Regions from separate parts of the Homo sapiens genome. Here region 2 is linked to region 1. Evidence: chromatin contacts called from ENCODE Hi-C or POLR2A ChIA-PET data. All regions are on one chromosome and are shown on one strand. Each heading gives the region's core, a stretch centred on a gene start or an enhancer-like site at or near the end of the contact. The rest is flanking DNA. Distances are from core to core; before and after follow the strand shown.

Evidence for each region. Hi-C counts contacts between places; a loop is a spot of excess contacts on that map. ChIA-PET counts read pairs that join two places held with the same protein, here RNA polymerase II (POLR2A). Pooled maps may share reads with other maps.
Region 2: a map of aorta shows a loop between it and region 1 (2.9-fold over the local background). The contact joins two enhancer-like sites. A Hi-C loop is called at or near these places in 1 of 168 maps with a recorded cell type or tissue (aorta) and 5 of 50 pooled maps. POLR2A ChIA-PET finds 5 or more read pairs at or near these places in 1 of 52 experiments (activated T-cell).

The regions. Positions count from the first base shown.
Region 1 is chr2:12,317,412-12,322,493 of GRCh38, forward strand. All of the region lies in intron 4 of MIR3681HG (MIR3681 host gene), which reads left to right. Among named protein-coding and RNA genes, the nearest start is that of MIR3681, 120 kb to the left of the region's middle. Within about 2 kb of position 3,795, at least 10 of the 41 ENCODE cell types and tissues checked have a DNase peak (open chromatin) inside an H3K27ac peak, as active enhancers do.
Region 2 is chr2:12,917,650-12,922,315 of GRCh38, forward strand. No RefSeq gene overlaps it. Among named protein-coding and RNA genes, the nearest start is that of MIR3125, 180 kb to the left of the region's middle. Within about 2 kb of position 1,327, at least 16 of the 41 ENCODE cell types and tissues checked have a DNase peak (open chromatin) inside an H3K27ac peak, as active enhancers do.

The DNA.
Region 1 (5,082 bases), core at 2,545-5,044:
GGGTGTGTAAAGACCCTGGAGAAACCAACAGAGGTGGCCTGGGGGCAGCCACAATATCTGAGGCTTGGAGAACACAAATGTGTTAACCCAGCAGGCCAGAAGCAGTGTGGGTGTGAGGTCAGATATGTCACAGGCAGAGAGAACACATGCTATCAGCAAAGGCACAGAATCTGAGAGTCCAGCACGCCAATGGAACAGAGTGTGGTGTGTGGAAAGAGGGGCACAAAGGGAGGCAAAGCCCAGGATCGTGGATCAAGGGTGATCCATGCCATGACAATAAGGACAACTCCTTATTGTCATGCAATGCTTCCCAAGATTTTATTGACAGGGCAGAGACACAATCAGAACTGTGTATTAGAAAGATGTCCCTGGAAGCTAGGGATAAGAAAGTTTGCAGAGTGAGGCTCAGCAGGGAGCCACGGACTTAGGTGGGAGGCTATTCCAGGTATCCAGGAGAGAAATGGGGAGGCTCTATGGAGAGTGTGGGAGTAGAATGAGGCTGGCCTTGAGGAATGTCAAGAGGGCAGGACTGACAGTTACCACCTGGACGTGAGACACTGGGCATGGGAAGAGTGCTGCCAGGCAAGTAAGTCTCAGATCAACACACATGCGTTGCTAAAGCTACTGACCAAGGCTCTGGCCAGATTGATGGCCTCCTGGCGGTGGCCTTTACTGCTCCCCTTGTACACCTGAGGCAGAGTTACTTACATTAATGTCTGTGTCTCTTCCACTGCCTTTGCAAACAGATCCCTGAGTTCTAAGTGAATCAGAGCCTGCATGGTACTTTTCCTCTGACTTCAGACTAGTCATACATTTTGGAATTCTTCCATGTTGAACTTTCACATCCTGCACAGAACACTCGGGCCCTGAGACAGCCCTACGCCATTTGGTGAGACCTTTGGTGAAAAGTCAAGGTCTGGGTTTATGACACAATATTTTTTCCTGGTCTATTTATCCCTGGCACAGTTCAGAGCTGGCCTATTGGAACAGGAGGTTCCAGCCTTCTCATTCACCTGGGCACTCTCTAACCTCAAATCAAATTCTACTGTCTCCCAGATTACATTCTGAGTTCCTAAATATGTGGGGAAAAATACTCTCAAATGCCTCCCTAAGAATACACACAGTCATAAAGCTCACGTACATTCAAATTGCTTTTTAAAAACAAAGACCGTGAAAAACCAAAGCTATAAAAGTATGTGAATCATCAACCCAGAAATCATGCCTCAAGGCACGCCTGACAGCATGTTCGTTCCCGGATGCTTTTCCTTCACAAATTATGGAGGCTGCCGACATCCTTCTGGGGAAAGGATTATCTGATTCCGCAGGCAGTTAAGAATAACATGTAAATGTCATTTAGATGAGCTATTTCTACATGGATCAAAAGACACACTCAAGTTACCAACTATGATAGCCAAACCCTTTATTTCAATAAAATCAGAGCAAACCCACAAAACTCTCCCAACTGAATTAGCACCATTGTGGTGTGGGAGGCATTCAGACATTCCTTCCAGGTTAGTAGACTATTTGCAATTCAGCTGTTTTACTGATGTGCATGTTATATAACTGCCACCAGCCATGGGGGAAGCTAGAATCCAAGGCGTCTCAAAATTTTCCACTGTGTACTCAAAGCCAACAGGAGAGAGTGAATGAATACTCCCTTGCTTTATGGTGACATAGCTAAAACTGTCTTTCCAGTAAATACCAGAGTGAGAGGCAATGTAACATAGTGGTTATATTTATGGGTTCTGGGGTAGAGTGTCTTGGATTTGAATCCCTATACGTTTGGGAGCTGCGTGTCTTGGATAACTTCTGTTGCCTCTCTCAGTTTGGATTCTTGTTGGCTTCAACGATTTTATCTTCCTTATTGAGTTACTCTGAAGGTTAAGTTAATAGATGTTAATCCTTAATATATGTTAAGTTCCTCTATTTAAGGGCTCCATAAATGTAAGCTATTGTTTTAAAACAAAACTGTAAGCTCTATGCCTTGTTTTAATTCAGGCAATGTTGCATTTTGCTGTCTCTGTGTCTCTAATACAAAATAATGTTTCCCTCCAAATTTCCAGTAGAATTGACCCTCCCAGGAGAGGTACCATATTTGTGCCTGGATTTGCATAAAACCAGGTTCACTGCCACAGATTCCAAGACTGACCTCACCCTAATGTGAGAAGCACAGTCAGACTGAAGAGAAGGCAGAGATGCTTCCCTACCAAGGCTCCTTGGAGATTTATTGTTGTTTATTTTCTAGATAACTGAGTAAAAACCAATTTTTGTAGGTAATGTTACCATGGAATGGATTACCTAGTTGCTGTAGTTTAATGGGTAATGTCTAGAAAAATATATGTCTCAAAGCTTTGTTGTTTCTAAGGAACTTCACTGGTGACTTTACTTAGTAAGTCAGCACTATGTAGTACAACGGTCACTGTCCAGATCTGGAGATGAAGTAGGTGGAGGGAATTGTGGTGTATGTTGCTTATTACTGTCAAAGAACACTGGCTTCAGAGTCAGGAAACCCGGGGTCTAGGCCTGCCTTTCTCTTGACTTATTCTGTCATTTTGCACTTAGGATTCAAATGCAGGTGCATTGATTCTAGAGCTCATAACCTTGGCTGTTTCTTTATACATCTGATTAAAAGGCTGTGACTACACTGCACATGTCTTTTCTGAGCTTGTGATAGGCCTGCTTATCTCTGCTGGTTTTTACTTTTAAGAAGCCACTGGATTGTTATACAATCAGTAAACATGCATGCTCTCCGTAAATCAATCTGGATCTGCATCTGATCTTTTTCCCAATCACTGGTCGCGCATTTCTGACTGTGTATTAGAAACTCAGTTCCCCATTTGACCTTGTGTTTTCCCACCAGTGGTCACATCTCATGTATGTGACTTCCCCTGTGACTGGCACCTGGCAGGGCCATGGTAAAATTGGTTTATTACCCAAATGCATGAAATCATAAGTCTCTGTACCACTTAAATGAAATGACAATTCTAAATACAAATTTAATTCGTTTGTACTCAAGGAACAATGCCATTTCTATGAACAAGACTAAAAATAAACTGTGAAATGATCTTTATCAGTCAAGAATAAACAAAACAAAACATTGACTACAATCACATCGCTCCAGCGCCAGCGTCATCATTTCAACATCTATTTGGCTTCTTTGCTTCTAGTAACTGTGTGGCTACAATTTATGGTTGTAAATATGGATGAAAGAAAGCATGAAGAGTTTAGAACATAATTGAATTTAAAATGTTCCTTCTGGAAATGTCTGGTCCAAGGACTTAGGATCCAACCTGAGTTCTTTGCATGGGAGATTTGGGGGAATTTGCAAAAAAAAAAAAAAAAAAGAAAAAAGAAAAATACTGATTCGTGACTCAAGGAAAGGGGGCTTATTGATGACTCAATTTTTTTCCTGAAATCAAACTTCTCTTACAAGATGGCATTTGAGTACATTAAAGGTAAATAGCACGGAAACATATGGTTTGAATTTCCCATGAAATGTGAAAGTTTTGATATTAAGGGAGCACATACTTCAGAAAGATAATTTGGCCTCTGCTAAAACCAGAACATTTAAGAAATCCTTCTAGAGACTTTGCCAAAACCCAGGGCCATTGGACTGTTTTTGCCTAGCAGCTTCCACTTCAGCCAGTACCCCTAGTGACCCGGCCAAGTGAAACAGAGAACTCAGCATCTTCTGAGGGGATGTCTGCCAATCTCAACCCTGGTGATATGTTCAAGGGCTTCCAGCTCATCCTGTGAGCCAAGAGAACAATTTGAAAACGCTGGAGTCTCTTAGCATATCTGCTTCGGGTTACTTTGAGAGACAGTGTGTGGGAGCTGCCAGGCTGAGAACAGGATCCATGCTGGAAACTATTTGCAAAAGCCCCACTTCCTTCTGCCAGGCCAGCTTCTCCGCAACCCAGACAGTCTGTGCGAGAACAAAAAAACAAGGACTATTGTCAAATTAATAGCACTCCCTAAAAAAGTATGGCAGGTGGTGAGATTCTTGGCCATTGAGTTCCAGCCAAAACATTTCACATTTTTTTCTCCTGAGGGAGGCACTGGGAGCTTGCTGTGAGTCAGAAGTGTGGGGGCTGCAGCAGAGAGTGGCCGCTTGAGCATCTTGCCTGTTCCTGATGAGAATTAGTCAATTCTTGGAAAGAGGGAAGAGCTCGCCTTGCTCTGCTACCCACTTCCAGATTCTCTGCTCAGCCTTGGGTTGGAGAGTGAGTAATCTAATGTGATTCTGTTTATTCCACTCAATACATATACATTGACTGAGTTATTTATTCAGCATCAGGCTCAATGCTAGGTCCTGGGAAGATAGAAATATATTGGACTCACTATTTTCCCTCAGAGGACTTATGAAACAGTGCAAAATTCCTCTGAATATGTTACAGAACATTCATCCTTGGGGATGAACCATCAAAACTATGCCATGTGCAAAAGTTTTAGAAAACGTTGAATTCCCTCTCATTCTTCATGGATATACACAATGTAATCTCCATGAAGATTCAATGTATCTCCACACTGAAAAGCTCTGTCTTTCAGAAAAGCAACTAGCTTAACAGCTTTCTCAAATTTTTAATGAGTAATACTCTCCCCTAAACACACACACACATTTTTCTCACATGGCTATTACCCACAGCAACTTTAGGAAATAACAGCCCAGTACAAAGAGCCAAACTTATCCTTTCGGGAGACAAAGACGATATTTAAAGATAACCACAAAGTATGGAGTTAGCACAGAGGACAGTGGTAGAAAATCAGAAGACTCTATTGAAGAGATGGGATTCTAAGTAGGTTTTGATAGAAGAATGAAGTTTTTCAGATAGAAAACACAGGGATGACCCTTCCAGGCAAAGAGAAAGTCATGTGCAAGGACATGTTGTTTTCCCGAATGAAGCTCTCTCCCATTTGTAGGAAAGTGGATGGGAGGACAGCAGAGGGAATGCCGAGAAAGGCTAGAACCAGATCTCAAGCTTGTTAGATGCCATACCACTGTTTTCAGCTGTAGGTAAATATTAAAATATGGAAAGACAGCTTTCTTTCTCCTAGTTCAAGTACCTGGTGTTTAACCCAATG
Region 2 (4,666 bases), core at 77-2,576, 600 kb after region 1:
TGGACTCACCACCTATGCAATGAGCTGACTGCTAGACTTACATCAGGAGTGTTGTGTCTCTGGAAATGTCCAGAGAGAGGTTGGATGACCAATGCTTGGGAAGATTTTTAAAGGTGCTCTAGTTCCAGTTGGGTAATCCAACTAGACATAATGTAAAGTTGCTTCATGCTGGCGCCATGATGTAAACCTCATATCCAGCACATGCAAGCAATTAAATAACTGGAAACTATTACATTTCCAAAGAGATGGTAAACTAAATTTTAATCCATTATTTCAACCTTCTGCTTCATTAATGCCCTTTGAATGAACTACTAAAAGTAACAGAACAGTAGTTTGGGAATTTTCTTTTGTTTTTGTTTTTGATAGCTTGAGTTTATCTGCTTCCTCCTTGGGCCTCTCCCTACTTCATACTGGACATGCCAATGTCTCAAAAGAGACAGGAGAAGAAGAAAACACCTACCTAAATTCAATAATGGATTAGGAATTGGGATGCAAAGGCAAAATGATTTGAGAACTTAAGGAAGTTTTACAGAGACAAGGCAAGGTATCTAAGACATTTTAACAAAGCCATGGCACACTTACTGATCTTGGAATTGGACTCTGCCATCCATCCTGTCCCTTCCCATACCAGCACACCAGTCCCCATTTCTGTTGACTTTTTCCCCTATTCTTCTCCTTTACAATTTGCCCAAGCTGGGAAATGTGGCTCTCATATGACAACATGAAAAATTCTCAAAGGAATGTTGAATATTTACTTTAACGATAAGAACTTGATTAGAAGAAAGAGGCAATTAAGAAATACTGTTCTCTTTGAACAAATTCAAGAAATATTTTGAGACACAAAGGGGCTGAGGCATTTCTGTGTATCCTTATGAGAAAAAATCAATAGAAATCGAGTATGATAGATTTTGAATACACCCCTCAGGACATAGGAAGGTTTACGTGGATATTGCAGCGTATTGGAAATGGACTACATGTTCTGTGACTAAGTTGGGGAAGTAGGTCAATCCATTAGATATTACAATTACATGATGCAATAGGAAAAGCACAGCTATTGAATTTTAGCTGCTATAATCCCAGCTAGGACTCGACAACCCGCAGTTGTTCTACAATTACGATAATCTTTCAGGTGGACTTCATACATGAACTGAAGAAATTCTTTTGAAAATAACTTTTAAAAGGGAGAACATTTCCCCCGCACACATTTTCTAGTCTGCTTGGCCGTCCCCTCTGGGCTCAGTAAAAGAAACTCATGCAGTGCAAGTATGTTTAGCAATTGGGCCTGTTCCCAGGTTGTGAGACGTTTAGCAAAAATCCAGAGTTATTATTAGATCTAAATGGAGGCTTTTGTCAAAAGGCCTCTTGAATTGTTAGGAAATCAGAGTGCAAATTGATAATGACACACAACACGTCTCTGCCCTGGCAGCTCCCCGAAGGCTGCTGAGATACCCCAGAAAGAAGTTCCATAGCCTCACGCCAACAGCATGTTGCCCAATACTTGTCCTTCTCCTAAGTCAGCCTGACAACTGCATTCTTCTCTTTTTTATAAGAGGCAAAACGAGATGGATTAAAGAGGATGTTTGAACTGAGACTATTAATTTCCTTGCAGTGTGTTTTCAAGTCAGATTCCTTTAGAAGAGTCTTTTGTGGTTTCATAAAATTACAACTTTGGCTATTCAGCTGCCTTTTCCAAAGCACAAATTTGGCTTCTAAAGAAAATGTACTGCATATCAAGAAAGGAAAGGAATGAGTATGTGGTTATCTTAAATATACTCATTTTATATAATAGCTCCTTTATGCAAAGAAACAATTACAGTATTAACTACTTATTAATTTAAAAATCGTAAAACATAGTCTTCCTAAAACGTATACGTTTTCTTTGATATATATTTTTTAATTAATAAAAAAGTTTTTCCTTTAGCAATATTTAAATGCTTAAATATGCTTTTTTTCTATCAGGTTTAAAGATATAAATTTCTCTTCTTTTTCTAAGGCTATTACAATATTTTTAATGTTTCAGGGATTAGGTGAGAGACCACTTCCTGAGCAAAGTGCATGTGTGTGATATCTTCAGGGAAATTGGAGAATGAATTGCTCCACCTCCTTGTCTTAATACTCCTGGCCCCATTAGCTTTCTTTGGATGTGCCCTATGGCCATGCACGTGGGAATAGGGCTCACTAAATGGCAAAGTAATTTCAGATTCTTTGTTGGTCCCACTTCTGTGGTCCAAGCACAGTACCTCCCACATGGCAGGAAGTCTATTTTACGTAATGAACCATTAAACATAATCCCCGGAAAAGGGGAGATCCTTACTTTTCACTGCTCTGCAGGTTTGACCAACTTTTAGTTAGTTTGAACTGATAGAAAACTGAACCCAATTTACTTGCCAATGAAGAAAGACAACTTGGATATGTGGAGTCACATCAAACGTTTGGGGATGAACTTCGGGCACATAAGGACACAGTGAGATTTTAAAGGGTGCTTACTAGCTGTCCACAAACCTCAGCTGTAGTTCCAGTGCTACGTGTGGTTGATCCATCACTTTCCTCCATTGGGCTTTTTCTGCTCTTACTGAGATCAATGGTTCTCAAACATCACTATGCATCAGAACCACCACTGGAGATTTTTAAAACACCTATTCCCTGGTCCCACCTCAGACTAATTAATTCAGAATATCCAGTGTGTGTGGCCCGTCTGTGTATTTAATTTTAATTTGATTTTATTTTAAGTACAAGGGTACCTGTGCAGGATGTAGAGGTTTGTTACATAGGTATATGTGTGCCATGATGGTTTATTGCACCTGTCAACCCATCACCTAGGTATGAAGCCCGGCATACACTAGCTAATTTTTCTGATATTGTTCTCTCACGCCACCTTCCACTGACAGATCCCAGTGTGTGTTGTCCCCTCCCTGTGTCCATGTGTTCTCATTGTTCGGCTTCCTTTTATAAGTGAGCACATGTGGTTTTTGGTTTTCTGTTCCTGCATTAGTTTGCAGAGGATAATGGCTTCCAGCTTCATTCATGTCCCTGCAAAGGACATAATCTCTTTCCTTTTTATGACTGCATAGTATTCTATGGTGTGTATGTACCACATTTTCTTTATCTAGTCTATCATTGATGGGCATTTGAGTGGGTTGATTCCATGTTTTTCCTACTGCGAATAGTTCAGCTGTGTATTTTTAAAAAGTTCTCCAGGTGATTCCAAAGTGAAGTTGGAAGTAAACCTGAAGATCATCCTCAAACATCTGATGTGACTCCAGATATCCAAGTTGTTTTTCTTCATTGGTAACTAAATTGGATTCTGTTTTCTATCAGTTCAAACTAATTAAAAGGTTTGGCTCACACACACAATTGTCTTCACCTGGTATGCTACCAACTCAGGGCCATACCAAACTGCTCCAGACTTTAACGTGATATGATTGACCTGGGGTCTTGTAAAAATGAAGCTTCTGACTCATTAGGTCTGTTCTTTCTGCCGTGATACTGAGCAACAGACCTGTGTGGCTATAGCCACTCAAGGTGGATGTCCTACCTCAGCTTGGCACTAAATCTCTCCTTGTGTCTTAAGGACAGGTTGGGACATGAGAGCTCTTGAAGGCTCAAGACTCCCAGAATAAAGCAGCATCGGTGGGCCATCTTTGGGAATGGTAATGGACGGGAAAGAAGGGCACCCACTCACTTGATTTCTGTGCTCCTTATATTTTTGATGTTTATCGAAGCTGACGTTGCTTCCCAAAGGCCAAGGTAGGAAAGACAAAACAGATCATTTTCATCTGCCTCATGTTCCCTTAGCTATTTCCCAGGCTGACTGAGAACAATTTGCATCCTGTCCAGGCCTCATAATTTCTGGTTGTTAAAGAAAGACACATGGGTATTGCCAAAGCATCGGGAGACCGTTACTCAGTGTAGTGTGACTTGAAGGATGTGGGAAATGTGGGAGCGTGGATTACTTTGATTTTTCTTCCTGTGGTCCACACTGGAAGTTTCCTATGAAAGAGGGAGAGACATTGAGTTTGCATTCTCTTTCAATTTAATTTTGGATTCAAAGCATGTGTGTGTATTAAATACAGTGACTATGAGGTATCCTCTGTGTGTCAGATTCTTGGTTAGATGCTGGGGACAGTGACTTTAAGGAGTCATAGATTTTCTCTTCAAGGGGCTCCTAATTGTGGGTAGGGAAAGCCACACAGCTAAGTGTTATCCTGAAGAATAAGGTGCCATAAGAACACAGAAAAAAGGCAATTAACTCTTTTGCTTATATGGTAAAAAAGATAACAGGGGAAGTATGTCAGGGAAACTTTAAAAAATAAAGAATTCCTCAAAATAGAAACAGGAGAAAAGCTTTCTAAGTAGGAATATAGCATGCCTCAAGTCAAGGAAGCAAAACACTATTTTAAGCTTTATTATAGCACTAGAATTAAATTTAGTTATATCTAATCTTAAATATAAACATTTTTTTCACTCATACAGATTTTCTAATCTTTAGGGCACCACCTAATCTATACTCACTAATAATCTGAGTGATGGCATGGTATTCCAGAAAGGCCAAGGCAAAATTGGAAAAGAAAATGAACCCCTAAAACATGAAGGTAAATTTTAGTTCAACTTGAATCAAATGTAGCAAAGATGAGGAAGACAGTACCTGTAATACAGGTGAGATTTA